Regions from separate parts of the Homo sapiens genome. Here regions 1 and 3 are each linked to region 2. The links are chromatin loops, found by intact Hi-C in ENCODE. Cell type or tissue: PC-3. All regions are shown on one strand. Links, peaks and the distances in the headings refer to the core of each region. The heading gives the core; the rest is flanking DNA.

Region 1 (10,234 bases), core at 3,011-8,010, 130 kb after region 2:
TATTGGAGCAACACCCCAGAGTGAAGGCTTTAAGCACTGGTGAGATAACTCTGTCTTTCCTCTCCTCTTCTCCTGCTCTGTATTGTGTGTAGGGTGATGTTGGGCTCGCTATGGGGAAACTATATGGAAATGACTTCAGCCAAACTACCATCTCTCGATTTGAAGCCTTGAACCTCAGCTTTAAGAACATGTGCAAGTTGAAGCCACTTTTAGAGAAGTGGCTAAATGATGCAGGTAAGTGACTGTATAAGACATTTCTTTGTCATTCATTGGAATTTTACATGGGGATTGTTATATAAATTGGGGTTTATATTTCTTACTCTATTTTTGTTGTTACAGAACCTTGAAGCTTACTAATCCTGGGAGGATCATTATAAATTATGGTGATATAAATCAGAAAGCTGATTCATTTAAATATTCTAGTAATTACAGTATAAATAATTAGCCGTAATTTTTAGCCTGAAATACTCTTGTATTTGAGCCAGGATTAGGAACACACACACACACACACACACAGTTGAAGGAATAGGATAAGTAAGGCTTTTGTATTTAGATAAGCTTGAAGTAGAAGCTTATTGTTTCTTCCTTGATGAATTATCATAGAACTTGTTCTTGCAATAGTTCTGCTTTTGTTATTTCAAATGACCACACATTTCATTCAGAAAAGTTGGACTACTAGCTTTGTCTTACGTTTTTTTGTGCTGAGAGTTCCTTTTGGAAGATTGGAATTTTGAGTCACAGGATCATAGACTATGAAAGCTGTAGGAGTCATGTAGATCCCTTAAACTATGGTTCTTATTGTAGATATGAACAAAAATTAGGCCTTTGGAAAAGACAAACCTGAAACACGCATCCTTGGACAGTTTTATTCAGTAGCTATGGGTGAGGCCTAGGCATCTGTTTCCCAAGTCCACAGATAAGAACCACTGGTTTACTGTTTCCATCTTATTTTACGTGTAGCAGAAACAAACTCAGATGTGTATGACATGCCCAAGGTTATTAAACTGTGAAATTATAGAACCCTGTGATTTAACTTCAGAGAATTTATAAATATTTCATTTGTTTCTTTTCTTTTTACCCTAGATTATACCAATAAAATGAGAGGCCATTTACAAGATAAATATTAAACGTTCAGTAATTTCTAAGAAACTTTCTTCCTTTTATCCCCAGAACTTATAAACAAACAGAACTGGAGACATAGAGCTGAGTTTAAGGATAGGAATAGTAAACCTCTTCTGTCTCAGAAACAGAAATCCAAACATAGTGGTAATATTGTCAACCATCCTAGCAGAAAGAATGCCAATAAGGGCAGCAGAAATATCCATGGTAGTAAATATATATATATTGGGGGGATGGGTGGTGGGTAGGGGGAGACATGGTCTCACTCTGTTGTCCAGGCTGGAGTGCAGTGGCACCATCTCAGGTCACTGCAGCCTCCACCTCCCAGGTTCAAGTGATTCTCCTGCCTCAGCCTCCCAAGTAACTGGGACCACAGGCGCACGCCACTGTGCCCAGCTAATTTTTGTATTTTTGGTAGAGATGGGGTTTCACCATTTAGCCAGGCTGGTCTTGAACTCCTGACCTCAAGTGATCCTCCCGCCTCAGCCTCCCAAAGTGCTGGGATTACAGGTGTGAACCACCATGCCCGGCCAATAAGCAATATTGTAATGTAGGTTATGTGAAAACCTTTTCATACTTGGATGTAGCTTATTTTGTCAGTTTTGTTGTTAATATGCATATTATGCACATGAATCACTGTGCTCAGCTAATTTTATTTCTGTATTTTCTTCATTCTTACAGAGAACCTCTCATCTGATTCGTCCCTCTCCAGCCCAAGTGCCCTGAATTCTCCAGGAATTGAGGGCTTGAGCCGTAGGAGGAAGAAACGCACCAGCATAGAGACCAACATCCGTGTGGCCTTAGAGAAGAGTTTCTTGGAGGTCAGTGAGGATTTTACTTTTCTGTACATGGGATTGTCTGTGTAGTACTTAACATTAGTACTTAGTAGAAACTGTAGGTGGTAAAAGATGACATGTCAGCCTCTGCTCTTATGGATGATTATAAATAGGTGAAGTAAGTAAGTTACTAACATAGGAGACAGAACCAGAGTTCTGCAGGGTTCAGGAGAGACTAGAATCACATCCATGCAAGCACTCAGTATGAGAGAGGTGGCAGCTTACCATAGGATACATAGGAATTAATTCCACAGACTAGAAAAGGTGGGGGGAAAGTACTTTAAGCAGAGGAAATGCATGAGCGTTTCCCCCTCAGAGTGGGGGAGAAACACTGGAGTGAGGGAAACCATAGGGTGTATGAGGAGACACTCTAGTAGATTGGTTGGTTAAATTGTAGTGTCTGTATGCCTGGAATAGTAGTTTGGGACTGGAACACTAGAGACCTTGAGTGTTAGGCTATGGAGCTTAAGTTAATGCAAGAGATATTTGGCAATTATTTTTTTGTACCAGGTAATATCATAACAAAGCTTTTAAGAAAATTTTGACTTCTCTAATTCAGAAAAGACTTGAGCACATTGGGAGGACTCTGAATTAGGAGTTTTTGTCAGCTCTGCCACTTAAACTGTGTGATTGGGCAAATCATGTGATTTCTTTAAGCTAAAGGTCCTTCATTGTGAAATACCTGCCTTTCTTACTGTGAGATCCAAATTAGATAGCATGAAGCATGGAGAAAGGTTAAATTCCTACTAATACATGTGGTTGTACTGGTATTTTGTTAATTTCATTCACAATTAATAGATCTTAAAAATGAAAAACTATAGATATTTAAGGATAACTTATCCTAAGTTAATATGAATAAGTTTAATAGGTGTATGTTCATTAGAACTTCTATCTACACAATCTCTTTGTTGAAAGTGGCCTAATGTGGATGGTCATATGTATCCCAGCTTCATTTTCTAACCTGACGTGATTATGCCAGTAGTTCAAAAAGTTATTGCAAAGGATAGCTTTTGGAATTACATCTTTTCACCCTGCAGAATCAAAAGCCTACCTCGGAAGAGATCACTATGATTGCTGATCAGCTCAATATGGAAAAAGAGGTGATTCGTGTTTGGTTCTGTAACCGCCGCCAGAAAGAAAAAAGAATCAACCCACCAAGCAGTGGTGGGACCAGCAGCTCACCTATTAAAGCAATTTTCCCCAGCCCAACTTCACTGGTAAGAATAAAAAATAGGGAGTGCAAGCTCAAGGGCTAATTTTTGCAATTTTACAAATGACCTGTTAAATCAGTTTATTTCATAATAGTAATTTAATGAATAAATACATCAAATAAATGCATGTAAATTTGTATTTTAGACATTACCAAGGTAATGAAATTCTCATTCTCTCTTTCCTTGTCTCTCGTGCTCTCTCTCTCTCTCTGCTGAGGTCACTGGTCTTGAGGTGCCCCTGCATGGAGGGTGAAATCTCGTGTTGTTATTAACCCAAGAACTTATTGGTCTTGCTTATTTTTTATTTATTTTTCTATTTATTTTATTTTTTTGAGACAGAGTCTCATTCCATCACCCAGGCTGGAGTGCATTGGTGCGATCTTGGCTCACTGCAACCTCCGCCTCCTGGGTTCAAGCGATTCTTGTGCCTTGGCCTCCCGAGTAGCTGGGATTATAGACGTGTACCACCATTCCCGGCTAATTTTTTGTACTCTTAGCAGAAGCAGGGTTTCACTATGTTGGCCAGGCTGGTCTTGAACTCCTGACCTCAAGTGATCCCTTGGCCTCCCAAAGTGCTGGGATTACGGGTGTGAGCCACCATTCCCAGTCTTTTTTTTTTTTTTTTTTTTTTTTTTTTTGTTGAGACAGAGTTTCACTCTTGTTGCCCAGGCTGGAGTGCAATGGTACGATTTCAGCTCACTGCAACCTCCGCCTCCTGGGTTCAAGCGATTCTCCTGCCTCAGCCTCCCAAAGTAGCTGGGATTACAGGCGCCCGCCACCAGACCCAGCTAATTTTTTTGTATTTTTAGTTGAGACCAGGGTTTCATCATGTTCTCCAGGCTGGTCTTGAACTCCTGACCTCAGGTGATCCACCTGCCTCAGCCTCCCAAAGTCCCAACGTGCTGGGATTACAGGTGTGAGCCACTGCGCCCAGCCCACCTATCTTATTTTTTAAAGTGAACAATTTTAATTCTTTCATCACATTTCCATCATACTCTTCTCTGGTATAGTTCATTAGATTACTCTGTAACCATGGGAGTAAATTTGCTGCTGATCCCAGTTATCTCAGAAAATCTTGTTACTTTTTATTCATGTTGAGTCCTAAAGCCCAGTTTATTAAACTTACACTCACGTGATTAAGTGACAATAAGTTACCAGATAACCTTCAGTTCTGAACTTGTATTAAAACAATCATCTCAGGTCTTTTACTTTGAAACAACATATGATCCTTTCCTGTGAAGCCTCATTGAGTAACTTCTGCTGTTTGCATTATTCCTAGACTGAAGAGACATACAGTGGTCGTATGACTCCCTTGGTTTTTAGGATGATTATGAATTTGACTTCTACATTGTCAGGATTCAAAAGATGGGAATATTGTTGAGTTTGCATTTCTGTTCTTTTTAAATTTGGTTTTATTTTATTTGAATGTCATTCCATACTGGCAGGCTTTTTAAACTAAGGTCAGCATTAAAAGCACATGTTAGTTTATGTGAAGGTTGTAGTTGTTAAATGGTGGGCCTGTAGTCATAAAGTTATGAGATAGTTATGAAAAAGATAATTATTAATCAACAATTTTGTTTTGTAAAGGTGATGTTTGTGTTTTAGATTTGTACTAAAAGAAAGACAGTATTTCTTGCAAAACTAGAATTTTTTGTTATTTCAAAACTAATCCGTTTTTTTTAAAAGTTTGCTTCACATTATTTTCATAATTTTATTTTATTAAAACCAAACCTAAGGCAATACTGCCCCCCTACAGAGTCAAAAGTAAAAGTAATACATGTACCCCAGATTCCCTGATCCTGTCAAATAGTTTTCTTATTTAGGTAAAGTTGATAATTAGTATAATGTTTCTTACCGACTTAGAGTATATCTGTCTCAACGCTATTGAAATTTACGAACTTTTTATTATTTATTTTTAAAACCCAGGCAAAGCTATCTGTGATATCAGTGAACAACCATCTTCGAATAGCAGCTTTCCAACATAGGATGTCAGGTGTCTCAATTCCAAGATCAAAGAAAGACTGTAAAATCATTTCCTCTTTAAGTTTTGATTTTAAGTGCTTTGTCCATGTTTTCATTTCTGACCTCAAGGTGGCGACCACACCAAGCCTTGTGACTAGCAGTGCAGCAACTACCCTCACAGTCAGCCCTGTCCTCCCTCTGACCAGTGCTGCTGTGACGAATCTTTCAGTTACAGGTAAGCAGCTGCCAGGCCATGCACCTGCTGAGCACATGGGAGGCCCGTTTTGGGTTATTATAAGAGTCTACCATTAAATTGTGAATTAAGGCCCTAACTAAAGATAGGTGTTGCTCATAAATATCAATTTTCTTTAAAGTAACTCCTTTCCTTAAAAGCCTTCAATAGCCGTGGCTTTTTGCATTCAGAAAAACCTCCAAGTTTGTCAATTCGTGAAGGTTATTTCCGGTCTGAACCTGATCTCCCACTAGTCTTTTGCCTACGCACCCTCAACACACAGGAGGCCTCCATCCATACCTTTGTAAACATCCCTACAATGGAAATGTCCATCTTAGCCTGCAGTTCTTGATCTGTTACTGATAAAACTATACCAGCTTGTATGTCAATTTTCTTGGAAATATTCTTTAGCTTTCCCAGGAAACTATTCATTTCCATGTACCTGTATTATAAATGATTTTATTTTTACACACCTGTCTTTCCCAATAGACTGCACTTCTCAAAAGATTTGATTATTCTTTTTGAACTCTTGATGCCTAGCTCAGTGCATGACATACTCACTATAAAATGAATGTTTTTTTTTCCTTTGGCCTCTTTTAAATAGCAAATTTTCCAGATAAATTTAAAATCACTTAGCATTGTCATCAGATGTTTTTTAGTGATACATAGTGCATAAGACATGCTGTAATTATTCACCAGGTTGGTTATTTGCTAGTACATCATTGGGTAGATTAATGATATTTCATAATGAAGCTTGATTTAACCTAGAGGTAGGGACTTTTATTTTTCTCACCCATGTTTTAAGTTTACAATGCCTCCTTGGCTCTATGACCTACCCATGATGTAAAAATTGAATAAATGGCTTTATATTATATTAAATTTCTACATTATTAGAACATTTTGTTTATTGTTTTCTGCATCCAATCATCCATTAATTTTTGCTTATGTTAAACAGTACTTCTTGACCTCTTCTGGATGTTGGACCTTTTTAAGAATTTGAAAGCTACAGACTTTTCCTCACACAAAATAGACATATACACAATTTTTAGTAAAATTTAAGGAGATTTATAAATGACAGCTCCCATCAACCTCCCACTCCAAGGCTATTTGTGGATACCTACAGGTTCCAGTTTTAATAACCTTGGTTCAAGAATATACTTAAGAACCTTGGTTAAGAATATATATAATATTGAGCACTTCCACTTAATAAGCAAACTGTTAGTGATTGATTGGCATTGTGTTGGGCACCAAGAATGTGAAGAACCATCTCTGAGGACCTTGTTGTCCAAATTGACTGCCAGTCACCTGGTAAATTATGAACTGAATCCTACCTTCCCAACAAATTATATTGCTTTAGGTCTAAAAATACCTGTCTCTTACAGAAATTTTGTTAATAGTTTACACATTAAGAACAAATAGCTTTGCAGTTTTCTTAAAATATGGGGAAAATCAAAGTAATTTTAGAGAGATTTTAATACTCAAAACTAGCTAAAAATTTGCATCAGTTTTTGATACTTCTTACCACTCACATTTTCTTGAACTCTTACTCAGCCTATTTATGTGGATCTATTTGTGATTTTTTTCTGACACGTTGATAATTTTTCCTGGAGTGAATTTTTTTTAATTATTAAAAACATTATTAGGAAATTCAAACAGGAAAAACAATCACAAGTACCATTTTTATTTTCTCTTTAAATCCTTTTTATATGTACATGTATGTACAGTTTCAGTAGTATTTGTGCAGTACAGTATTTGATTGCAGCCTTGTGATACTCTAAGCAGAGGACTCAGGCTCTGCCTGGACACCTGACCCACAAAAACTATGAGATAATAAATTGTGATGATTTAAGCTGCCGAATTTGTGTCATTGCTCCTTGAAAGAGAAGAAGAGTCAGTGTCAAGTGGGTTTTCTTTTCTTACTCTTTTATCAGCCGTTGCTCAAAACCATGCCCCTTTTTAATTTGTTTTTCCTCTTTGGACTGTAACTTTCTTGTACAGCCTCTTTTCCTCTGATATTTTTATACTGCCTTCTTTTTTTCTCTGTTGAGAAAAGTAGCATGTTTCTTTATCATGTTATTTATTAAAGACGGCCATTGTCTTAATCATACAACTTATGTAATGCAATCTGCTTTCTTCCTGAAGACTTTCTTCTTGGGATTTCTATGATTGCTTATTTTAAATTGTTTTCCTTGTTTTCCTGAGTTAGATCCAATGTTTCTCAGATGCCCTGTCATCCTCTTTGATTCCTTTTTGTCTGGAGCACGTTCTCAAGTAATTTTATTTAGAAAGGTTACATGGGAGGTAAAACTTCTAAATACATGTATAACTGAGAAGTATTTATTTTGCCTTCACAGTATTTTTTGGAGTTTGTCCAGTTACAAAAGTATTTTTCCTTTGAATTTTGTTGTGTTTTAGCATCTAGTGTTGCTAGTGAAAAGTCTGATTTCAATCTCTTTTTCCTTGTTTTTTCTCTCTGTAAACCTTAAGGGTTTTTTAAAATCTTATACTGTTCTAAAATTTCACTACAAGGTTTCAAAGAAGGGGCCTTTTAAAACTTGCCCTCATTGGCCTTCAGCAAGCATTTTCAATGTGAATTAATGTATTTCTTGCACTCTGGTAATTTATCTTTTTTTTTTTTTAAGTTAGGATTTTTTGGCATTCACTCTGTTTATTCATTTTGTGTCATTTGTAATGTGCTGTTGGCTTTTTTCATTGTCTGGTGATTTTTGTAGTGATGAATGCAAGATTACATTACTTATTATCAGTAGCCTGTAAGGGTTTTTCCTGACATTGTGTAGCTTCTGTTACTCAAGAGTCCCCTCCCCTGAATGGAAGGGCTCGCGGTGAGCTGTGAATGTGAATAAAGAACTGCCAAACTTTATTTCAGCCTATGAACAGGAAGCAGGCAGGCAAGCGAGGCTTTCTGTCATACTTTTCCAAAATGAGGGGTATCTTTCCTCATGCATGCAAGTACCTACACTAGAATCCTTAGCGTTCCATAGTCAGATTTTATTTTCTTTCAAGAGTAGGTGACTTTGGTTCTGTTCATTTGAGAGGTCTGGTAGAAGGAGGGAAAGGCCCACTGTGAGAGCTATTATGTGAATAGCCCTTGAATCACCCTGTTCTCTGACCCTATTTCCATCTACCTCAGTATCTGACAAATAACTCTGAGCTGGGACTCTCTGTGAGGCTCCATCAGAGTGAATAATTTCCTCCTCTATCATAGTCTTCTCCTGTGCCCTTCTGGATTATGGTTGATTTCTCCACCATCCAGTTTTATCCTTTTTCTCATTTCTGCAAATCTGTCTAAATCTCAAAACCTCTGATACCTGTCACCAGAGCTCTTTTTCCCTTTTGTATCTCTTTACTATTATTTGGAATAGGATTTTAGAAATGAAGGGAAAAACCATATCCTTAGCACTATCTTCTAAGAAAAATCATGTTTGATTGATGTGGTCATCTTATTTTCCCATAGGTACGTTTGACACATAATAGGTCCTTGGTAAACATTCTAAAATAGATGCAAGTGAGCATTGCCATACTCCTCCAGAAAGACGAGTGTTCCATTGTGTCTCAAAAACTTGTAAAAATTCCACAGCCCTTAATAATCTCAACCAAACATGCCCCGCCCCCAATTCATTTTCCAAAATATTTTTCATAGTGACAAAATTGTTGATTCCTCAGGAAGATATAGCAACTATAATTATATAGCCACCTTAACAACAAAGGCCCAAGATACAGGAAACAAAAAGGAATAAAATTCAAAGAAGAAATAGACAATTCAACAATAACAGTTGCAGACATAGTATTTATTTGAGCCACGTTAAAAAAAAAAAAATTCAGGCCATGTGCAGTGGCTTATGCCTATAATCCCAGCACTTTGGTAGGCCAAGGTGAAAGGATCGCTTGGGTCCAGGAGTTCAAAACCTGCCTGGGCAACATAGTAAGACCTTGTCTCTACAAAAAAAAAAAAAAATGAGCAAAATTAGCCAGGCGTGGTGGCACGTGCCTATAGTCCTAGCTGCTCGGGAGGCTGAGGTGGGAGGGTCACTTGAGCCTGGAAAGTTGAGGCTGCAATAAGCTGAGATTGTACCACTGAACTCCAGCTTGAGAACAGAGCGAGACCCTGTTTGGGGGAAAATAAAAAAAAGCCGTGAAGGATATACAACATTTGAGCACTATCAACCAACTTGTTCTAACTGCCATCTGCAGAACACTTGGTCCAGCAACAGCAGAAAACACATCCTTTTTATGTACACATGGAACATCCATCTCCCAGGATACTTTTAGCCATAAAACAAGTTTCAGTAAATTAAAAAGGATTAAAATCATACAAAGTGTGTTGTCTGATGACAACTGAGATAAACTAGAAATTAACAATAGAAAGAAATTTGGGAAGTCCCCATGTATTTGAAAATTAAAACATGCATCAAAGAAGAAATAACATTTCTCCTCTATTTTCCTATCAGGCCGGTATTACCCAGATACCTAAGCTTAGATAAATAGCACAAGAAAAAAAAATTACAAACTCATATTCCTCGAGAAAATATAAACCAAAACTCTCAAAAGAATCTTAGCAAGTCAAATCCAGCAACATACTGAAAAAATCGAACGATTATATACATCATGGCCAAGGAGGATTTATCTCCCAGGAATGTATGGTTAGTACAATAACTGAACATCAATTAATGTAACACATTATAATAGTAGAAGAAAGGACAAAAACCACATAATCATCTCAGTGGATACAGAAAAGATATTTGTAAAAATCCAAAACCCATTCATGATGAAAGCTGAAATACAAAGGAACTGCCTCACCTGATAAAGAGCACTTACTAAAACTCTCCAGCAAATAGAATACTTAATGGCAAAAG
Region 2 (10,234 bases), core at 3,036-8,035:
TGTTCAGCGAATTGCGGGAAACACAAGATGAATCAGAAACCGTATCTGCCCTCAAAGGGACTAAGTTCTTAAACAGTTTAAGTTATAAATATAGTTGCTTGCTTCTGTGTACATACGTACCCTCTTAGTTTCACAGAGGGAGCTAGAAGTTGTTTATAATTTAATTGAGGAGATCAAACATATGAAGAAAAATCATTCAATGTAGAATGTGGTGAGTCACAAAGCCCCTGGGGATGGATTTTGTACTTGAGGTGGGTTGAAGAAAGATGCTTAGAGTGGCAGTAACAAGGGAGCTGGGCCCTCAATAAAGAAGGTAGGATTTTGACAGGTGGGTTAAGGATGGAGGGTGGGGTTGCATTTAAGAAAGAAAAAAACAGTGTGAAGCAAGGTCTGGTAGAGGCAGAAAAAGCTGGCCATGTTTGGAGCAAAAGTAGTTCAATTTGGCTAGAATATAGGAGAGAAAAGTACATAAATTGGGGCCAGTTTATGTAGAGTCTTAAATATCAGGCTAAGGTGTTTGGACTTAATTCAGTAGACAGTGGGGAGCCACTGAAGTGTTTTGAGTAATATGATCTGAGCCATACTTTTGGAAGATTAATCTGGTTGCATTGTCAGTAATGAATGAGAAAATGAAAGTGTTTTCCATTGTTGGAACACTTTTTTGTTTTCTTTATAAACATAACTAAAACAAATGTAAGCTTAGTGTAGCTATCAAATAACACTAAAAACCTTTATTAATGAAAATGTAAGAAAAGATATGTTTTTGTATATCCAGCTATTTTAAAAAACATGTCGGCCGAGTGTGGTGGCTCATGCCTGTAATCCCAGCACTTTGGGAGGCCGAGGCGAGTGGATCACCTGAGGTCAGGAGTTTGAGATCAGCCTGACCAATATGATGAAACCCTGTTTCTACTAAAAATGCAAAAATTAGCCGGGCGTGGTAGCATATGCCTGTAATCCCAGCTACTCAGGGGGTTGAGACAGAATTGCTTGAACCCGGGAGGCAGAGGTTGCAGTGCGCCAAGATCGGGCCATTGCACTCCAGCCTGGGCAACAAGAGCGAAACTCCGACTCAAAAAAAAAAAAGGCCCTATTCACCTGTTGGCTTCTAATTCAGATTTTTGCATTTAGCCTCTTCAGTGAGTTATGTACCACAGATAGATATAAACTTCCAAAAACACAGTTCCGATTGGTATATTTTACTACTCAAAGCCTTCAGTATCTCTCCATTTGGCTGCTGAATAAAGTCCAGATTTCATACCCCAACAGTCAAGGCCCTCCCTCATTCATCTCTCCTACTACTCTACTCTCTGGCTGTTTCAGACAAACTATTCTTAAGACTCCTTGTGATTTCCTACTTCTTTGTCTCATTTACTCTAGTTCTTGTGACCTTCATAGAGTCTTAAGAATAAAAGGGAGGGAAGATATGTTGAAATCTTGAGAACACCTGTGAGTAGGTCATATGTGGCAGAGCTGGGATGAAAGCTCTTCTATTACTTGTTATTTTTTGTAATTGCTATGTGCCAGGTATTGTGGCCAATCCTGGGTTATGATGGTAAGTGAAACAAAAGTGATCTCTGCTCTTTATACCTTATGGTCTATAGAGACAAATATTAACCACTATATATAGTAAACCAATGTTGCAATTACAAACTTGGATGGGTCCTATCAAGGAAAAGTACTTTGAGGTACTTTAAGAGAAGATAATGGGCAAAGGGAGTACAGCTAATTTATAGTGGTATGTCAGGAAAGGTCTCTTTAAGGAAGTGTTTTTTTTTTTCTTTTTTCATGCTGCCCCATGTGATTAAGAGGAAATGAATTTTAAGCTGAGAACTGACATATGAGAGCATGTAGGTAGGGCAAAGAGTGGAGAAGGGCATTCTAAGCAGAGTGAGCAGTATGCACCAAGGCCCCCAAGTGGAAAGGAATTTGGGGTATTAGATGACCTCAAAGGTCAGTGTGGCCAGAACATATTTTGATTACTGAGGAGTAAGATGAACCTGGAGAGTTAAGGAGGAACCAGATCATATAGAGCCTTTTAGACCATATTGGATTTTGTATTTTATATAAAGTACATTGAAAAGAAAATGGCAATTGAAGGGCTTTTGAAGAGTGACACAGTCCAGTTTGTGTTTTTAAAATATCACTGTGATTAATAATATATCCAAAATTCAGCCACTTCTTATCTCCACAGTCTCCACCCTGGTATAAATCTCATTTGAATTAGCTAGTCTCAGCTTCCACCCTTCCAGCCCTACAGCTATTCTTTTTTTATCTTTTTTCTTAAGAAATTTTTTTAAAAAAATTTATCATGGCCCAGGCACTCACACCAACAGCCTATTCTAGACAGTTACCAGTTTTTTTCCTTTAAAATGTTAGAGCATGTCTCTCCTGCTCCAGATCTTCCCACGGTTTCCCATTTTACTCGGAGTAAATCTCCGAGACATGCTCCCACCTCAGGGCCTTTACACTTGCTGTCTCGTTTGCCTAGGATGCTTTTCTCACAGATACCCATGTAGTTCACTTCCTAACCTCCTTCAGGTCTTTATACAACTGGTGAATCCATACCAGACCCCATCCCTGCCAGTCCTTCCCTACTTTATTTTTCTCTGACTTTCATACTAGAATGTAAATTTCACTGGATAAAGAATTTTGTAAGAGAGTCCTGTACTGATCTATTCTCAGGATGTGTAATGCTGTATATAACAGGCATTCAGTAAGTATTAGTTGAATGAGTAGCTTGGTGGAGTCTAGAGTAGCAGCTGAGAGAACAGTTTAAAGGGTCTGAGTCTAGATGAGAGATGGTGGCTGAGACAAAGATTGTGGAAGATGCAGAGAAGCAGGGGATTCAAGATACATTTTAGAGATAGAATTAACAGGACAGTTCACAATGATAAGATAACTTAAGTTTTTGCCTCACAAGTTTAGCGTTTCTTCTATTAAACCATTATGAAATGTCATTGTTAGCTAGTAATTTAAGTTAGTAATTAGGTTATTCAGAGTCATTGATTTAGCCTGTGTCTAAAACCAAGCAATGTAGATGGCTGCCAAATTCACTAATGGCAGCAGCATGTGGTGAAGGTTAAAGAAGATTTGATAACTCTTTTAGGTATTTAAAATATTTGTATATTTTTAAAAATCAAACTTATGAGACAGTGCATGCAGTAGTGAAATGTATATATATAGCTCATTTGAGGAGTACTCTTAGGGTTGTGGTTCTCAAATAGGGACAGTCTCTTGCCGTACCCTCCCCCACCCCCCAACATTTGGCAATGACTGGAGACATTTTTGATTGTCACAACCTGAAGAATGGTGCTCATGGCATCTAGTGATTAGAGGCCAGTTATGCTGCTAAACATCCTGCAATGCACAAAGTCAGTCTCCTCCCCTCTCTGCAAAGAATTATCTGGTCCAAAATGTCAGTAGTACTTAGGTTGAGAAACCCTACCTTAGGTATTAAAACTCAAGCTTCAATTTATGTCAATGCTAAGCCTGCAGCTACACTGTTAAATCCACAGACCTGTATACTTCTACAACTTGTTGTGTATACAAGGTGTGATTAGAATGGTTGCACTTTTAAACAAATATAACTGACACACTTGCATGCTTATGCACAGAAATCCAGTTGAAAGCTCCACCTTCACAATAGTTCTCTTGGGAAGAGTTTGCATTTATATGATTCTGCCATTTTTTTAAATTTATTTTAAGTTTCAGGATACATGTGCAGGACCTGCAGGTTTGTTACATAGATGAACACATGCCATAGGTTCTGCCTTTTTTATAGTTGCCTTTGAAACCTGGAGCATACCCTTTAAATCTCCTTAATGGTACCAAATTATCTTCCGAAGGTGGATTTGGAAATATCCAGTGCTTTCTGAATGCATTGTGATGGGTGTAATCAGGTTGGGTAGTAATTCTATTGTAAGGTGAAATTGAGATATGGCTATAAAATAATAATTGGTGGTTTAAAAGTAGTGCTTTTACAAAATCTTTTCATCGGTAATTAAGTGTGTCATAATCTCAATTTGAAGAGGTATGTGCAGATGTTCTAGAATTATTAAAACAAAATCAGTATCAGAATGTCAAATATTTAAAAGATTGTTGTCTGGGATCAAGGGAAACAGCCACTGTCACATAATATTGGGAAGGTACTTTGGCACAATTTGGTAATACTATTAATTTTTTTTTTTTTTTTTTTTGAGATGGAGTCTCGCTCTGTTGCCAGGCTGGGGTGCAGTAGCATGATCTTGGCTCACTGCAATCTCCACCTGCTGGGTTCAAGCGGTTCTTCTGCCTCAGCCTCCCAAGTAGCTGGGATTACAGGCACGTGCCACCACACCCAGCTAATGTTTGTATTTTTAGTAGAGATGGGGTTATATCGTGTTGGCCAGGATGGTCTTGATCTCCTGACCTCATGATCTGCCTGTCTTGGTCTCCCAAAGTACTGGGATTACCGGCGTGAGACACCGCAAAATGTTCATATTATTTCACTTAGGAATTCTGTCTCTAGCCATTTGTTTACAGACATTTTTACACCAGTAAGGAAAGATATGAAAAGTGCTGTTTCTTGGAGGTTTGTTTGTAAAGTGGAAAAATTAGAAACAACCCAATACCTGTATTAATAGTATTAGTATTGTGATCAGTATTATTGATCACAAATCATTAGTATATCCTTGAAGTAAAATACTATACACCACCAAAAAATGAAGGTATAATGTGTACTGATATAAAAAGAGCTATCAAATATATTAAATGGGGTGGGGGGAAGGAAGCTGTAAAAAGGAAAAAAAAAACCCACAAAAGTAGTAGGTATGGCATGTGATACCAAACTATATATGCAAGACATGCATAGAAGAGAGACCTGGAGGAATAAATACTAAATGTAATGGGAATAGGATAGTTTCCTATATTTCAGACTTGTTTGATTGTATTGTAATGTTTTACAATCAGGAAAAAAAAACTAAAACCGTGAGACAGTGATCTTACTTATAACTAGCTCTTTTAAGATTTTGAAGCAGTCCTTTGTATTAGTACATAGCTACCGATCTTTCTGCAGTTCTGTTTTTATATTAATAAATACCTAAAATTGGCCAGAGATTCCTAGGGCATTGTTCTTCATCTGAAGTTATTTACTGCTTTAAAACATTTTAAAATTCTTCATTGTGAAAGTATCACAGTTACTGTGTCTTTTTTTTTTTTTTTTTTTTTTTTTGAGATGGAGTGTTTGTTGCTCTGTTGCCCAGGCTGGAGTGCAGTGGTGCGATCTTGACTCACTGCAAGCTCCGCCTCCCAGGTTCATGCCATTCTCCTGCTTCAGCCTCCCTAGTAGCTGGGACTACAGGTGCCTGCCACCAGGCCTGGCTAATTTTTGGTATTTTTAGTAGAGATGGGTTTTACTGTGTTAGCCAGGATGGTCTTGATCTCCTGACCTCATGATCTGCCTGCCTCGAGCCTCCCAAAGTGCTGGGATTACAGGTGTGAGCCACCGTGCCCGGCCTACTGTGTCTTTTTTAAAATCTTGGGCTTTGAAATACCAGTGTGGTAAACTGCTAATCTGTGTTTACCCTGCAGGTGGCGCTGGTGGTTTTGTGGTGTTCTTCAGCGTGACTCAAGTAAAATTCCCTTCAGCTGGGAAATCACTTAGATATTGGTTCTGCTTGTAGAATGTTATCTTTCATGTAATCTGTTGAATATCAGACATTTTCTTACTATTATTTCAAGAAATACATGTAGCAGGAAAAAATCTACTAACAAATTATTAGGATATAATTATATTTTATACCTTATTTATCTACTTTATTATTCATTACAATTTCTGGGAAAATTAAATTTATTTCAGCAGTTCATTACTTTCCAACTCCCTTAAAATTCCAAAACTTCATCAAAAAACTGGCAGTAGAACTAATTTTTTCAAATTAATTCTCTTTGAAGTCTTTCATTTTCCTTTCTGTTTGTGTGTCTGACTCCCCCTTTCTTTCTCTCAGTCTGTCAAGTTCAAGAGCAGCTCAGATGCCATGAATTAAGTGGAGCACAAAAGGGGGAAAGGAGACCCTTTTGAAGAACAAAGGCCTCCCATTAGGCTGCCATGTTCTTTTTTGACCAAAAGTGCACCCTACATGGTTTCTATTGTTGTCCACATGCCCTGCACATAAGGTAAATACAGCAGATCCTCATTACCTCACGTTTTCCTCCTCTTCCTCCTATGCCACACACAACCAGTGAAGCTTTGGGTCTTTGATGTCTTTAGGCATTCTTATACAGTTGCTTTATCTCCTTTTAAAAACCTACAGGGGTAGAAGTGGAAGTGGAGAGCAATGCACACCGAGTAGTAAAACCTCACAAGAAGGGAAAATGAGCTGTTAGAGAAGCTGCAACCCAGGAATCCAGGGCAAGTGGAAAGATCCAGAGATTTTACTGTTGTTGTTCTCTATTCTCTGTCTTTTAATCCTATAGCTTAAAAATCCTGTATTTTTAAAGTAATAACTTTGATTTACATTCACTATAGTTTTTCCTCCCTTTGTCCGTGTAACAAGACAGGCAGGTGGGAATAAATTTAATTGCTGAGAGCAGTTCATGTAATGATCAGAAATTCTTGCTAATCTGCTCCTACTTATTGGATGTTGGCTCTTTGGTGTCATGGAGATGGCTTTACTGTAGGTTTGTTGTGTTGCATTACTTTTCATTGGGATTGAACTGAGAAATAACAAACAAGCTTTAAGTGGGAAATTAAAAAAAAGAAGTAACCTATGTAGATCCAAACTTAAAATGTGAGAAATTATTGAAATTTCATTTTCTACAAACTTGAAATTAGCCTGCTAATTGTAAAGTTGTTTTAATAATGCTGACAAATGTCAGTTACGTTTGCAAAGGAGTGTATGGTTCTAGGTATTTGCCTACTGTTAACCGTTGAGAAAAACATTGTCAGGTTAGCAAGTCTATTGAAATAGAGACCTCCTTAGTTTACAGCAAAGAATAAATAGCTGATGACTGGAGATTGGGACTAAGGTTTTATTTATTTATATTCTTTGAAAGAAATCGGACAGTTAATAAGTGGTTTGTGGTAGAGTTGAAGGATGTCTGAGAGATGGAAAGAGAGTGACAAAGGAGGAGAAGGAATAGTATTTCTTTTTTAGTATTGTTTTGAAATTAAAACTCTGTTATTTTAATATGGTAAAGAGCAAGAGTTGGGTTGGGCGCGGTGACTCACGCCTATAATCCCAGCACTTTGGGAGGCCGTGGTGGGCAGATCACCTGAGATTAGGAGTTTGAGACCAGCCTGGCCAACATGGCGAAACCTTGTCTCTACTAAAAATACAAAAATTAGCCAGGTGTGGTGGCACATGCCTATAAATCCCAGCTATTTGGGAGGCTGAGACAGGAGAAGCACTTGAACCTGGGTGACAGAGGTTGCAGTGAGCCGAGATCCCGCCACTGCACTCCAACCTGGACAACAGTGTGAGTCTCTGTCTCAAAAAAAAAAAAAAAAGAGTAAGAGTCGAACTTAGGACAACGTATGTTTTCTTTTTTTTCTGACGTTGAGCTAATGGTGGGCAATTTGTGACTTAACATTTAGTGACCACCTTGAACTCTCCCTGAGTTTGTGGGTCTGCCCTTTTAGGATTATAGAGGTGATTCAGTGGTGTTAAAAACAACATTAAAGGGATTAAAGAAGTAATTCCTTTGTAGGAACAGTAGTAACATTTTATTTTGAAAATTTCATGAGGAAATTTTTAGTATTCCTATTTTTTTCCCCATATGTTCTTCAAATAAATATACATAGCACATTCAACATTTTTGGTCCTAAGAATTTCTTATATTAAAATCTGACTAGCATAGCTGAAGTTAAAAAAAAAAGGCCTGTTAACTACTTGAGGAAATGTTTTGACTCTTTATGGACCCTGAATATTGCTTTTCAGGAAGTATTCCTTGTTTTGTTTTTTTGGGTACAGCAGTCTGCAAGAAGCCTTTGGTTTATGTACTTGGCAGCAAAATAAAAGGCAAAGAGCTTCTTGCTGTGTGTTATGTAGGAAATTACCATTCCTGTTGTCTGTGTAGGATGTTCTAAAGATGTAGCCAGGAATCTCAGAGGAGAGAGAGAAGAGACAGAGAGAGAGAGACAGACAGAGAGTCAGACTTGTAGTTCTAATATTTTCTTGCTTTTGCCTCTGCCTCTGGTCATACATTGGATTGTTTTTCTGCTTTTGTTCCTTGGGGTGGCATCTGTCTTCAGGAGAAATCACTCCATAGTCAAACACAGATTGCTGAACTGTGGCATTTTTGCTGTTACTGTTATCCTGAATTTACTGGGAACAGTTTTAATATGGGTGCATTTAAACACTTGTTTGTGGATAGGGAGAGATGGAGAGTGAAATTTCATTCTCTGTTGAATGCTCCGTCTCCTGCCCAGCACATTTCTGCCCCTTCCACATGGTTTTTCACTAACTCCTGAATGTTTCTCTATGCTAATCTGAAAGCTCTACAGCAGAGACTACACATTTATACAGTTCCCCACATACAGGGTCACTTTATGAAATGAATTATTTCTTGACATTTTTCAGGTTTGTGATTGTACCTTTCCAAGCCAGTGTTAACACATTTCAAATATTGTGAAAAGTTGAATTTATGCTAGCATTGTTTTAATTATTTAAATAACTTAACATTTTAGAACCTTGTGGCTTTAGATTTAAAGAGGTATCAAGTCCTTAAAACATTTTCGGTTATTATCCTAATATTAATACAATAATAGTCATTAGACAAATAGTAAATTTTAAAAAGAATAAAAATTAAAAAGAACACCTAACTGGGAAAGTGGGAGAGAAGCCATTTAAAACAATAAACTGAAACTCTTTTCCTGAGTTTCCTTAGAAGCCATTTGGACAATTAATGGAGAGATTTTAAACATTAAATGTATTTGTGACTAAAACTTGCCTTTTCAACAAGACACCCGAACTGCCAAGACTTCACAGGGGTCTCATTGTAGAGAATTAAAATTCAATGATGGTTGAAAGAGAAAAGGCATAATAAGATTGGTCAGACTTCTATATTTATTCAAAGATTGAGCATGAAAAGATTTGGAGCTTTACAGTATTTCAAGGAAGTAGGATGTGTAAAAAGTTGAGATGGGTGGCTTATTTTCTGACATGAGTAGATTTTGATTTAAAACATTCAAGCTGTGCCCTGGGGAGAGGGATGTGTAAGGAGGGAAGGAATCTGATGAAATGAGGACCTCAGAGAGTTTCTGTGGAAGGCTTAGAACTGGAAGTGGTGAATTAGTGAACCATCAAGAAAGAGAATATTTTTATAGACATTTATAAATTTTTATTTCCACAAACATTGGAAATAATGTAGGAATAGGCAAACAATGGTCCTCAGGTCAAATTCGTGTTTTCTGTTTTTGTATGGCCCTTGAGCTAAGAATGATTTCTACATTTTTTTGTGGGGGAAAATAAAAAGCATAATATTTCATGACATTATAATTATATGAAATTGAAACATCAATATTCATAAACTTTTATTGGGATATAACCATACCCATTTGTTTATGCATTGTCTCTGTAATATCTATAGCTGCTTTTATGCTGCAACAGCAGAGTTGAATAGTTGTGGCAGAGACCATGTGTCCCATAAACACTAAAATGTTTACTTTCTGACTTTTTACACGACAGGTTTGCTGTCCACAGAAATAAAAGAATGTCCGCAGTATGTTAGAATGAACAGTATACAGTTTTTTGTAAGACTAGGAATACTTGCCATTAATAAATTCATTTTCTGTATTCTTATATTTGCTTATCAGGAATAAATGCTTTTTTTGGTGAATGGTTTTCATTCTGAAAAATGTCAAAATAGTAAATATTACCTTTTTTTTTTTTTTTTGACAATGCCCCCTTTTTTGGCTGGGAATGTTCTTACTCTGGTTTTGTAAGTATGTTCCCACACATTAGGATTTCAAAAAAAAAAAAAAACCATATTCAGAACTGTATTAGTCAGTTCTTGCATTGCTGTAAAGAACTTCCTGAGACTGGGTAATTTATAAAGAAAAGAGGTTTAATTGGCTCACAGTTCCACAGGCTGTACAAGCGTGGTGGGGGAAGGCCTCAAGAAACTTAGAATCATGGCAGAAACTGAAGGGGAAGCAAGCAGGTCTTTTATGACCAGAGCAGGAGGAAGAGAGAGAAGTAGGAGGGGCTACACACTTTTAAACAACCAGATCTTGTGAGAACTCACTATTACAAGA
Region 3 (10,234 bases), core at 1,743-6,742, 75 kb after region 2:
TGGGAGTCAGATGTTACATGCAGATTTTCAACTGTTTGTGGGGTCGACACCCTTGACTCCGTTGTTCAGGGTTCGACTGTATGACCTTTCTGTAGCCTAGATCAGCAGTCCAAACTCAGGAATGAAGAAAATGGAACATTGGATTATTGTGCCAAAATAGTATACTATCACCAAAAAAGAAAGAGATAGAAGGGAGTGGTAATATTTTTTATAACATAGTTGTTTGCACAAGGATGCTTCCCTTTGGAAAGATGGTATTTCCCCATTCTTCCCTCTCCTCCACCTTTGGTAAAGTCTATTCTATGTTCTCAAGATTATTCCGTATTGTAGCATGTATCAGAACTTTATTTTTTATAAGATATTCCATTGTATGTATATACTACATTTTGTTTATGCATTCATTTGTTAATGGGCAGCTGGATTGTTTTTACTGTTTGGCTATTATGAGTAATGTTGCAGTGAACTTTGGTGTACAAGTATCTGTTTGAGTTCCGTTTTTCAATTCTTTGGTTTATATACCTAGGAGTAGAATTGCTGGGTAAAACAGAATACAAACTTATTATCTTACAGTTTGGGAGGTCAGAGTCCTAAAATGAGAGTGTTGTAAGTGCTTTATTTCTTCTGGAGGTACTATGGAAAGTCCATTTCCTTCTCTTTTCCAGCTTCTAGAGACCACCTGCACTCCTTGGCTTATGGCCCCTTCCTCCATCTTCAAAGCCAGATGTATAGCATTGTCAAATCTGTTTCCTTCCCTCCCTTTCCTGTCCCCCTCCTCCCCTCAACCCTGCTTCCATCATCATATTTCCTTCTCTAACTCTCCTGTCCCCATCTTTTCTTTAAACACTTACTATCCTGAACTTCATTGGATTTGCAAAATACCTTTTGCCGTGTCAGGTAACAAATTCACAGCTTCCAGGAATTAGGATGATTATTAGGCCCATCTTTGATGGGCTGTTGTTCTGCTTTCCCACAAGATTTTCTCCTAAATTAAAGCTGATCATCTCTATTTTAGATGATAGTTGGAAAAGTAAAGAAGTTGTTTGAAGTTTTACAAGGTTTGGTAGGAAAAAACTAAATCAACTATTTTGATGTAAAGAAATATTGAGGGAAAAAGGAATATTGGACAAACATTAAAGTTTTGCTCACTTTTAACTCAAAGGGCAGACCTCTTTCATCAGTACTCCTGACAGATGGTTATCTGCCCTGTGCCTGGGTTCATGCACTGACACAGAACACAGTACTTTCTAGTGTTATCTGTTCTCTGGTATTACAACTCTGTTTTCTACATTCTTTTGAATTTTGTCCTTAGGAGTTTGTCATCTTTTAAGAAATTAAAGCTCTTCTGAAAGTCATTGTCACATTTTAACTCTTTTCCATTCATTTGACAATTTATTACAAATTAATTTACTATAAAGTAGTAATTTATTATAAAACAATTTGTTATAATCATTTGTACTAGAATATGATGATAGTGGCTAGCATTGATTAAGTATTTACTGGGTGATTTAAACATTTTACATAGATTATCTCATTTAATCCTTATAAAAACCTCATGAAACATTATTTTTCTCTTTTTATAAATAAGGGTCTCTTTTTATAAATAAGGAAGTTGAGGCTCAGAGAGGTTCAGTCACTTGATGAAGGTCACACAGATAGCTATAAAGGGGAGCAGAACCATTCTTTTTTTAAGATGGAATTTCACTGTCGTTGCCCAGGCTGGAGTGCAATGGCACGATCCTGGCTCACTGCAACCTCCACCTCCCGAGGTCAAGCAATTCTCCTGCCTCAGCCTCCCAAGTAGCTGGGATTACAGGCATGCAACCACCATGCCTGACTAATTTTGTATTTTCAGTAGAGATGGGGTTTCTTCATGTTGGTCAGGCTGGTCTCGAACTCCTGACCTCAGGTGATCCGCCCACCTTGGCTTCCCAAAGTGCTGGGATTAGAGGTGTGAGCAACTGCACCCAGCCCAGAACCATTCTTTTACCCTTTGAGCTATGTTGTTTCTTTTTTCTTTTTTTCTTTTTTTTTTTTTTTTTGGAGACAGAGTCTCACTCTGTTGCCCAGGCTGGAGTGTAGTGGCACGATCTCGGCTCACTGCAACCTCCACCTCCTGCATTCATGAAGTTCTCCCGCCTCAGCCTCTCAAGTAGCCGGGATTACAGGTGTGCGCCCCCACGCCCAGCTAATTTTTGTGTTTTTAATAGAAACTGGGTTTCACCATGTTGCCCATGCTGATCTTGAACTCCTGGCATCAAGCGATCCACCTGCCTCAGCCTCCTGCTGGGATTATAGGCATGAGCCACCATGCCTGCCCTGTTGTTTCTTTTTGTCTCCGATGCGCAAGATAACAGTACTAAGTAACATCAGTGAAGTTGAATAAAAGACTGATTTTGTTCTCAATAAATTTATCTTATAGAGAAAACATATATGAAAATGTAATATAACAGAAATTGAGACGATTCATGAGAAGTATATGTGAACCCATGAGAATTCAGTGTAGGGGAAAAGTGTTTCTAGCTGGGAGGATCAGAGAAGGCTTTGGAGAAGGTGGAATTGAAACTGTATCTTACAGGCTGGGTAGGGTTTAAATCATGATGATGCTAGGCAATTTATGTTCAGCATGAAGAAACAGTCAAAGCTGAGATGGGGGAAGAAATCTGTCCTAAATGTCTCTAATTCCTTCAAAAGATTTCCATTATGTCATCTGATTTCTAGATCTTTTATCTTTTAGTCATTCACAGAATTAGACAGTATTCCAATTCTTCAGACTTCATTGCAGCCATTACCATTACCTTTTGCTTATTATTATCTTTGAAAACTTACCATTGGCTTATTATAATTATTTTTATAATGCAGGTAAAAAGGATATTTAAATATATTTTAATATAAATGTTAATATATTTAATCAGATTTTCTGATACTTGTTTTGTAATGTGAAAAGTTGTTTTAAAGCAGCTGACTCATCTGTTGTAATGAATTTACAGTCAATTAACTGTCTTTTTTTCATCTGAATTATGATAGATAGATCCAAGGCTTCCCTATCCTGTCCTTTTTCACTTGCTTTTTTCATTTGAATTGAAAGGGGAGAGTTCCCTGACCCCCCTTGCAGGACATGCGACAGGGAGTGGCTCATATGTTTGGCTGCCCACACTCAAACCTCTTAGAGGAAGGGAAGCACACAGACTGGCAGGTGCAGGAGTTATGGTAAGCACTTTCTGGGCTCTGGCCACATGATAGTGTCTAGGGGTGGGTGTCTGCAACTCCCAAAGCCCAAGTGGGCACATGTTTCAGTGCACTCTTTTAGCCTTGCCATCTACAGACAGCTTAAGTGTTAGCTCAGTGATCCTCTTGGTACCCAAGTCCTTGTGCGGCGTCCAGGAAGAATCAGGTCACACATGGACTTGAAGGATGAATTCAGGGGTTTTGTTGAGCGGTGGAGGTGGCTCTTAGCGGGATGGATGGGGAGCTGGAAAGGGAATGGAATGGGAAGATGATCTTCCCCTAGAGTTTGGCCATCCAGCAGCTGATTTCCTCTTTGACCACCCCCAGTCGAATTCCTCTCAACATTCAGACATTCCTTCTCTTCTCTCTGCCACACCATTCTGCTGTTCTTCTGCTCTACTGTTCATGTCTTCTGGAGCCTGGGGTCTGGGGGTTATATGGAGCCACGATAGTGGGGTATGGCAGGCCAAAAGGCAACTTTTGGGCGCAAAAACAGAAATACCTGTTCCCATTTAGGACCATGGGTTTCCAGGCTTGAGGGTGGGGCCTTTGCTGGGGAACCACCCTCTTCTACCCAGTATTTCCCTGTCTCCTGTTCATATCAAAATGATTTTTCCCCAGGATAGTATCACTATATTTCAGGCAAATGAAAAGTCAAAAGAAATTTGTTAATGTAACCTAATATACATAAATACAATAGTATTTTTGGAATAATATTTATGGGCTTGTATTCCAAAAATACTGTCATCCAAAGTTCCTAGTAACCAGTGATGTTATTAATTCTTTGGGATTTACTAGTGCTATGGCTGGTATTAGGACATTATATGCTCATTTATATTCATAAAAGAGCATGATCAGATATCATTTTCTCCAAGATGAAGAGAAAGAATCCTGAAAGACCAGGGTACCAGTGAATAGACTTGCTATTCTTCATAGTAATTTAACAACTTGATGCCTTGAACCAGCACTAGTTTTGGAAATAATTTCCAGATAAAATACCAGTGTTTTCCAGAAAAGCCTCAAAATAGACCTCAATATAGTTCTTGTTAAACCAGAATGGAGCATTTGCAAATTTCAGACACTTAAGGATTATTTTCCTTTTGAACTTACGTTTATCCAGAGGCCATTTTTAATATTCTTACTGCTTTTATTATTATTTTAAAATTTATTACATATTTTATTGTGTAGACTACATTCTGCCCTGGCCAAGCTGCTCTTATAAGCCTGAGAGTAGAAATACTAATTTTGTTTGGAGTACCTTTATAGCTAATTTTTAATTAGTGGGTCATTGAAAGTGGCTGAAGCATTTCCAGAGAGCCTCAGGAGCTCAGTGAAGGATCTTGGTGGTTTAGAAGCAAATACCAAACACCTGTAGGAAAGATAGACCTCCCTCTAGTGTTTGATTTAATAGATGTCAGTTACAGGATATGGCTTCTACAAGATTCTGATCAGTACGTATTGAGAAACTTGCCCTGGCTCTGCCCACTGGTGCACATGGGGATTTTAAAACTTTAGGTCAGGGGTGGGGGTCAAGGGGGAGAAGGGCGCTATAATTACTGAAGCTGTGCGAATAGGAAGTGACATCTGAATTAAGATTATACTTTTGTTAAATGACTGAATAAGCAATTGATCTTTTTGCCATGAGGTAACCCAGTAACAAATTTAGAATTTTAAAGGTAGTATCCATTTTTGTTCATTACTAATAGAAATTGAGAACATTAAAGAGAGGGTTTGTTTCTAAAATGCTGTTTTCAGTACAGATTATTAGAGATTGTCTATAATTTTCTCCCTTAGAGAGCAGCTTAGTTTTATTTCATGTTACTTTTTTCATTTTTTTTCCTAACAGATATTAAAGAATTTTTGGTATAAAAGAATTTTCCAGCCATGTTATACTTTACATCTTGCTTGAAGCCAAAAACTAGACTACATTATTCTTTCAATTAGATCCATTATATAACATCCTGGCATAGAGCAATGGCAATAGAAGCCAGGGGTCAATTTTTTTTTTTTTTTTTTTTTTTTTTTTTTTTTTTTTTTTTTTTTTTTTTTTTTGAAGGAAGGAAAGGGAGTAATTTAAAATGAATACTTGTATTTGCCTCGGGGCTGGGAGAGATGTGGTAGCATTCTCTGAGTAGGAACTGTACTGTTGGGGAGTAGACTTGACAATGAGATGATGAAACATTTCAGCACTGAAAATGTTGTACTTGGGGTGCCTTGTGGTGCTTGCAGGTGAAGATGTGGGCAATTGAAGATAGAGATAGGTTCCTGAGGAGAGGTGTAAGAGTCTTTAACAGGGAAATGCTACGGGGAGGAGAGTGGAATCAGCCAAGAGGACCAAGGACGGAGCTCTTCTAAGGTGTTGAAAGGGCTGGTAGAGGAAGAGGAGCCCATGCCTTTGTTGTCGAATAGGATGGACACTGACTGCATGTGGCTCTTTAAATTTAAATTAAATTAAATTAAATTAAAAATTCAATTCCTCAATCATACTAACCACATTTCTAGTGTTCAGTAGCCACGTGTAGTTAGTGACTACCATATTGGCCAGTACATATAATAGAACATTTCCATTATCACAGAAAGTTCTATTGGACAGTGCTTAAGTAGACTAAGAAATAACAACCATGGAGATCAGATGTGAATCAGACCAGTGAGCTCATGGAGTTAGCATTTAGTGTGGTCAAGTCCTGCCATAGGAGCCTTAAAATGTGACCCTTGAATTTGACAATTAGTTACTGTGGGCCTTTTAAAGATTTTAGTTAAGTGGTTTGGAAAGAAATTGCTGTGGTTAAGAAAGTGAATGGTTGTGTAAAGGGAATGATAAATGTAAGCAACTCTTTTCATGGAAGCTCTATATGGGGCTATATATATGTATCATAGTGGTTAAGAGCTCAGACCCTGAAATCAAACCCCATGGATTCATATCTTGCTCCTTTCACTTGCTAGTTGTGTTACCTTAGGCAAGTTACTTTTTTCATGTTAGAGTTTTTCTTAGCTGTAAGATGGAGATAAATAATAATCCATCTCATAGTCTTGTTGTATACACGGAAAGCAAGTAGGTATGTGGCACAGTCCATTCACTATCAGTGTTAGCTATCTATTAGGAGGAAGGGGAGGATGATAGAGAAGGAAAGAATGGGAGGGGACGTTAGAAGGGCCTCCTAGTGAAGCAATTTGAATATGTTTAGATGCTAAGGGAAAAGAGCCAGTGTAGGAGGGGAGTGGCAAAGAAAGAACAGATGATGCAGCCATAAAAAGGAATGAGATCGTGTCCTTTGCAGGGACATTGATGAAGTTGGAAGCCGTCATCCTCAGCAAACTAACACAGAAACAGAAAACGAAACACCACATTTTCTCACTCATAAGTGGGAGTTGAACAGTGGGAACACATGGACACAGGGAGGGGAACATCACATACCAGGGGTGAGGGTGAGGGGAGGGAACTTAGAGGACGGGTCAATAGGTGCAGCAAACCACCGTGGTACACGTGTACTTATGTAACAAGCCTGCATGTTCTATGTATCCCGGAACTTAAAGTAAAATAAATAAATAAGAAAGAACAGATGAGTCAGGGATCCATTTTTGAGGAGAGGGGAGGTGTTGGGTTTCAGAGCACGTGGTGGCTGAAGTAGCCTAAAGTAGAAGATTCCTTTTTTTGTTGTTTTTTAGGTGAGAAATGGGAGAGTAAAGGAGATAAAGACAGATTCAGATAGTAAGTTTTCAGGTAGAAGGGAATGTAAGAAAGCAGTCTAGAGAGGATTAGGAACAGTCAATTAGGGATTTCCTTGTGATACAGGGAAAACAAAACTGGGAATAGAATGCAATAAACAAGTCTAGGATTAAAATAAACACTATCAGCAGGATTTGTAGCAAAGTGTCATAATCCAAGTTAGGAAGGCTGACATCAGATAAACTCAGAAGGTAAAGAGCATTCATTGTGTTTCTGAGGAAGGCAGGAAGCTGCTACCGTTTAACTGGCTCACATCCTACAGGGAAAGATGAGCAAGGGAGCCTCTGACTAGGTTGAGAGGCAGAACAGAGATGGAGCAAGGTCAATGTTTGGTAATTTTCTCCACCAACAAAAATATTAATAAGATTTTAGGATATTAAAATAAGGTCTGTCTTTCTGGTTTTCTTGGTCTTCAAATATATTTCATTTATGTTCAATATTTAAGTTATTTGAAAAGTCTCAACAGCTGGTAAGTCATAAGACACTTATTTTTCTACAATTAAGAATAAAGTTAAGAGCCTGGAATAAGTGGCTCACACCTGTAATCCCAACACTTTGGGACATCAAGGCATGAGGATTCCTGGAGCCCAGGAGTTGAAGACTAGCCTGGGCAACATAGTGAGACCCGCATGTCTACAAAAAAAAAAAAAAAAACTTAAAAAAATTAACTGGGCATGGTGGCACATGCCTGTGGTCCCAGCTACTTGGGAGGCTAAGGGAGGAAGATCGCTTGAGTCTAGGAGGTCAAGGCTGCAGTGAACCATGATTGCGCCACTGCACTCCAGCCTGGGTGACAGAGTGAGACCCTGGATTTTTTTTTAAAAAAAGAATAATGTTAATGAAAACCTGTTTTAACTGAGTCTTTCATCCAGATAGACTTAACAATTTAGCAAACAGCCACCTATAGAAATCTTGTCATGCATCACTGATAATGCATTCATCTCTAAGGTGATGTATAAAAGTAATTTTAAAAATACACATACTATTATTACTTAGGAAGTAAAGGATATACAATCCAATCATTACAATCAAGTACAATCACTGTGGAGATTTTTAGCAGATAAGTAATACCTATCCATTCTATAGATCAGCAGCCCCCAACCTTTTTGGCCCCAGTGACTGGTTTCATGGAAGACAGTTTTTCCACAGACAGCGAGTAGGGGATGGTTTGGGGGATAAAACTGTTTTTTACCTCACATCATCAGTCATTAGTTAGATTCTCATAAGGAATGCACCACCTAGATCCCTCGCATACACTGTTCACATTACGGTTCACGCGCCTATGAGAATCTAGTGCCACTGCTGCTCTGACAGGAGGCAGCGCTCAGGCAATAACGCTATCTTGCCCACCACTCACCTCCTGCTGTGCAGCCTGTTCCTAGCAGGCCACAGATTGGCACCAGTCTTCAACCCAGGAGTTGGGGACCCCTGCTATAGATATTCTGTGTCATGAATTTTGATTATGCTTCTTACTTTTGTAGTGGCTTAGAATCTTTCTGTGGTTTTGTTTCTGTGATAAGTGATTCTCTTTCAGGATTTCCATTATCCCAGATTCTTCCCATTTTATGGCAGCTCAGATGGAAGAAACGCTCTCCACACAAACAATCTAAAAAATGAGCAGTAGCTAAGTTTTCCTAAAAGATCTTTTAGCTATTATTTATGTCCTGTGGTTGCTTGACTTTCTGTGAACTTCATTTGGAATTTGTCCTTGCTTATCAAGGTGATGTAGTGATGGGCACAGATATTGTCATTATTTCCTATAGGGTGTCGGAAATTTAGTCTATTGGTAATTTTGCCTTGACTGCCTTAAATTTACTTATAAATAGAAATATGTGAATAATGTATTTTTCCTCTTTATTATGTAGGTTTAATTGAAGTAGTATATTATTTTCATTACACATTAACATGTAGTATAGTACTATCTCAAATATAACTGCTGGGTGATGAAAAATAGCCTTCACAAACTCATGTTCCAAAATTTCTCAGGCCCTTATTCAAGAAATTGTTAATCTTATTTTCATGTGCACTTCTAACAGGGGTGCATTTCATAACAGATCATAAGCAGCCATTTATACAGACGAGGCTGGCTGCTCTAGGAAAGTAAGCCAGTAGAGCAGAAACTGTCAGATTTATACCAGAACTGCAGTCTTTTATTTTCTTTTTTAGATTGAGGTGAAATGCGTAACATAAAATTAACTATTTTAAAATGAACAATTCAGTGGCATTTAGTGTATTCACAGTGTTGTGCAGCTACCAATCTATCCAGGTCCAAAACATTTTCATCACCCCCAAAGGAAACCCTATACCCCTTAAGTAGTTGCTCTCCATTTTCCCCTCTCCCCAGCCCCTGACAACCACCAACCTATAGTTTGTCTCTATAAATTTACCTATTCTAGGTATTTCATGTAAATGAAATCATATGGTATGTGACCTTTTGTGTATGGCTTCTTTAACTTAGTATAATGTTTTCAAGGTTCATTCATGTAATAGCATATTATCAGTACTCATTCCTTTTATGGCTGAATGGTATTCCATTATATGGATATACCACAATTTGTTGGTGTCCCTTTGTCTCTTGATGGACATTTGGGTTGTTTCCACTCTCTTTGGCTCTTGTGAATAATGCTGCTGTGAACATTTATATACACGGATTTGTTTGAGTACTTGTTTTCATTTATTTTGGGTATATAGTCATGCATAACGTCAGGGATACATTCTGAGAAATGCACCATTGTATGAACATCATAGAGTATGTTTCACAAACGAAGATGGTATAGCCTATGACATACCTAAACTATATGATATAGCCTGTTTCTCCTAGGCTACAAATCTGTACAGTTAGTATACTGAATACTGTATGCAATTGTAACACAGTGGTATTTGTGTATCTAAACATAGAAAAGGTACAGTAAAAATAGGGTATTATAATCATGGTTCTATTGTTGCTGATGGAAATGTCTTTATATGGTACGTGACTGTATGTCTAGCAGTGAAGTTGCTGGGTCCACTTTTTGATGGTCCTTCAAATAGTTAAACATAGAATTACCGCCAAACTTTTTTCCATAGCAGCTGAACCATTTTATATTTCCACAATCAATGTACAAGGATTCCAATTTCTCTGCATCCCTGCCAACACTTATTTCTTCTTTAAAAAAATTACAGCCATTTTAATGGGATTAAATAATGTACTTTAAAAAGTGGCAACTCTTCATTCATTTTCCCCAGGAAATAATAATAACTGAAACCTCCTCCTTTTTTCCAATGTTTTTGTGTATTTTCCTC

Evidence for each region. A loop is a pair of places that touch in the nucleus more often than their neighbours do. Peaks named below come from ENCODE experiments on the same cell type or tissue, not always from the same donor. Only the 100,000 strongest peaks of a DNase experiment are listed, where the experiment ranks them.
Region 1: it touches region 2 in a loop (7-fold over the local background); 26 of 110 quality-filtered maps call a loop at or near these places.
Region 3: it touches region 2 in a loop (12-fold over the local background); 19 of 110 quality-filtered maps call a loop at or near these places.

What each region holds. Positions count from the first base shown.
Region 1 is chr1:167,396,194-167,406,427 of GRCh38, forward strand. It overlaps POU2F1 (POU class 2 homeobox 1), which reads left to right. Exons shown (of 16, transcript NM_002697.4): 10 at 93-234; 11 at 1,801-1,940; 12 at 2,993-3,172; 13 at 5,258-5,363. Among named protein-coding and RNA genes, the nearest start is that of CD247, 120 kb to the right of the region's middle. In PC-3, for the core only: a CTCF peak has its summit at 5,265 (motif pointing right); a DNase peak (open chromatin) is centred at 5,298; H3K27ac peaks cover 252 bases.
Region 2 is chr1:167,262,444-167,272,677 of GRCh38, forward strand. The region is part of intron 1 of POU2F1 (POU class 2 homeobox 1); the gene reads left to right. It overlaps LOC124900412 (a long non-coding RNA gene), which reads left to right. Exons shown (of 2, transcript XR_007066718.1): 2 at 1-10,234. Among named protein-coding and RNA genes, the nearest start is that of POU2F1, 47 kb to the left of the region's middle. RefSeq lists an enhancer at 1,846-1,935. In PC-3, for the core only: a CTCF peak has its summit at 5,566 (motif pointing right); a DNase peak (open chromatin) is centred at 5,568; H3K27ac peaks cover 544 bases.
Region 3 is chr1:167,338,410-167,348,643 of GRCh38, forward strand. The region is part of intron 2 of POU2F1 (POU class 2 homeobox 1); the gene reads left to right. Among named protein-coding and RNA genes, the nearest start is that of POU2F1, 120 kb to the left of the region's middle. In PC-3, for the core only: a CTCF peak has its summit at 4,645 (motif pointing left); no DNase peak of the experiment used is centred there.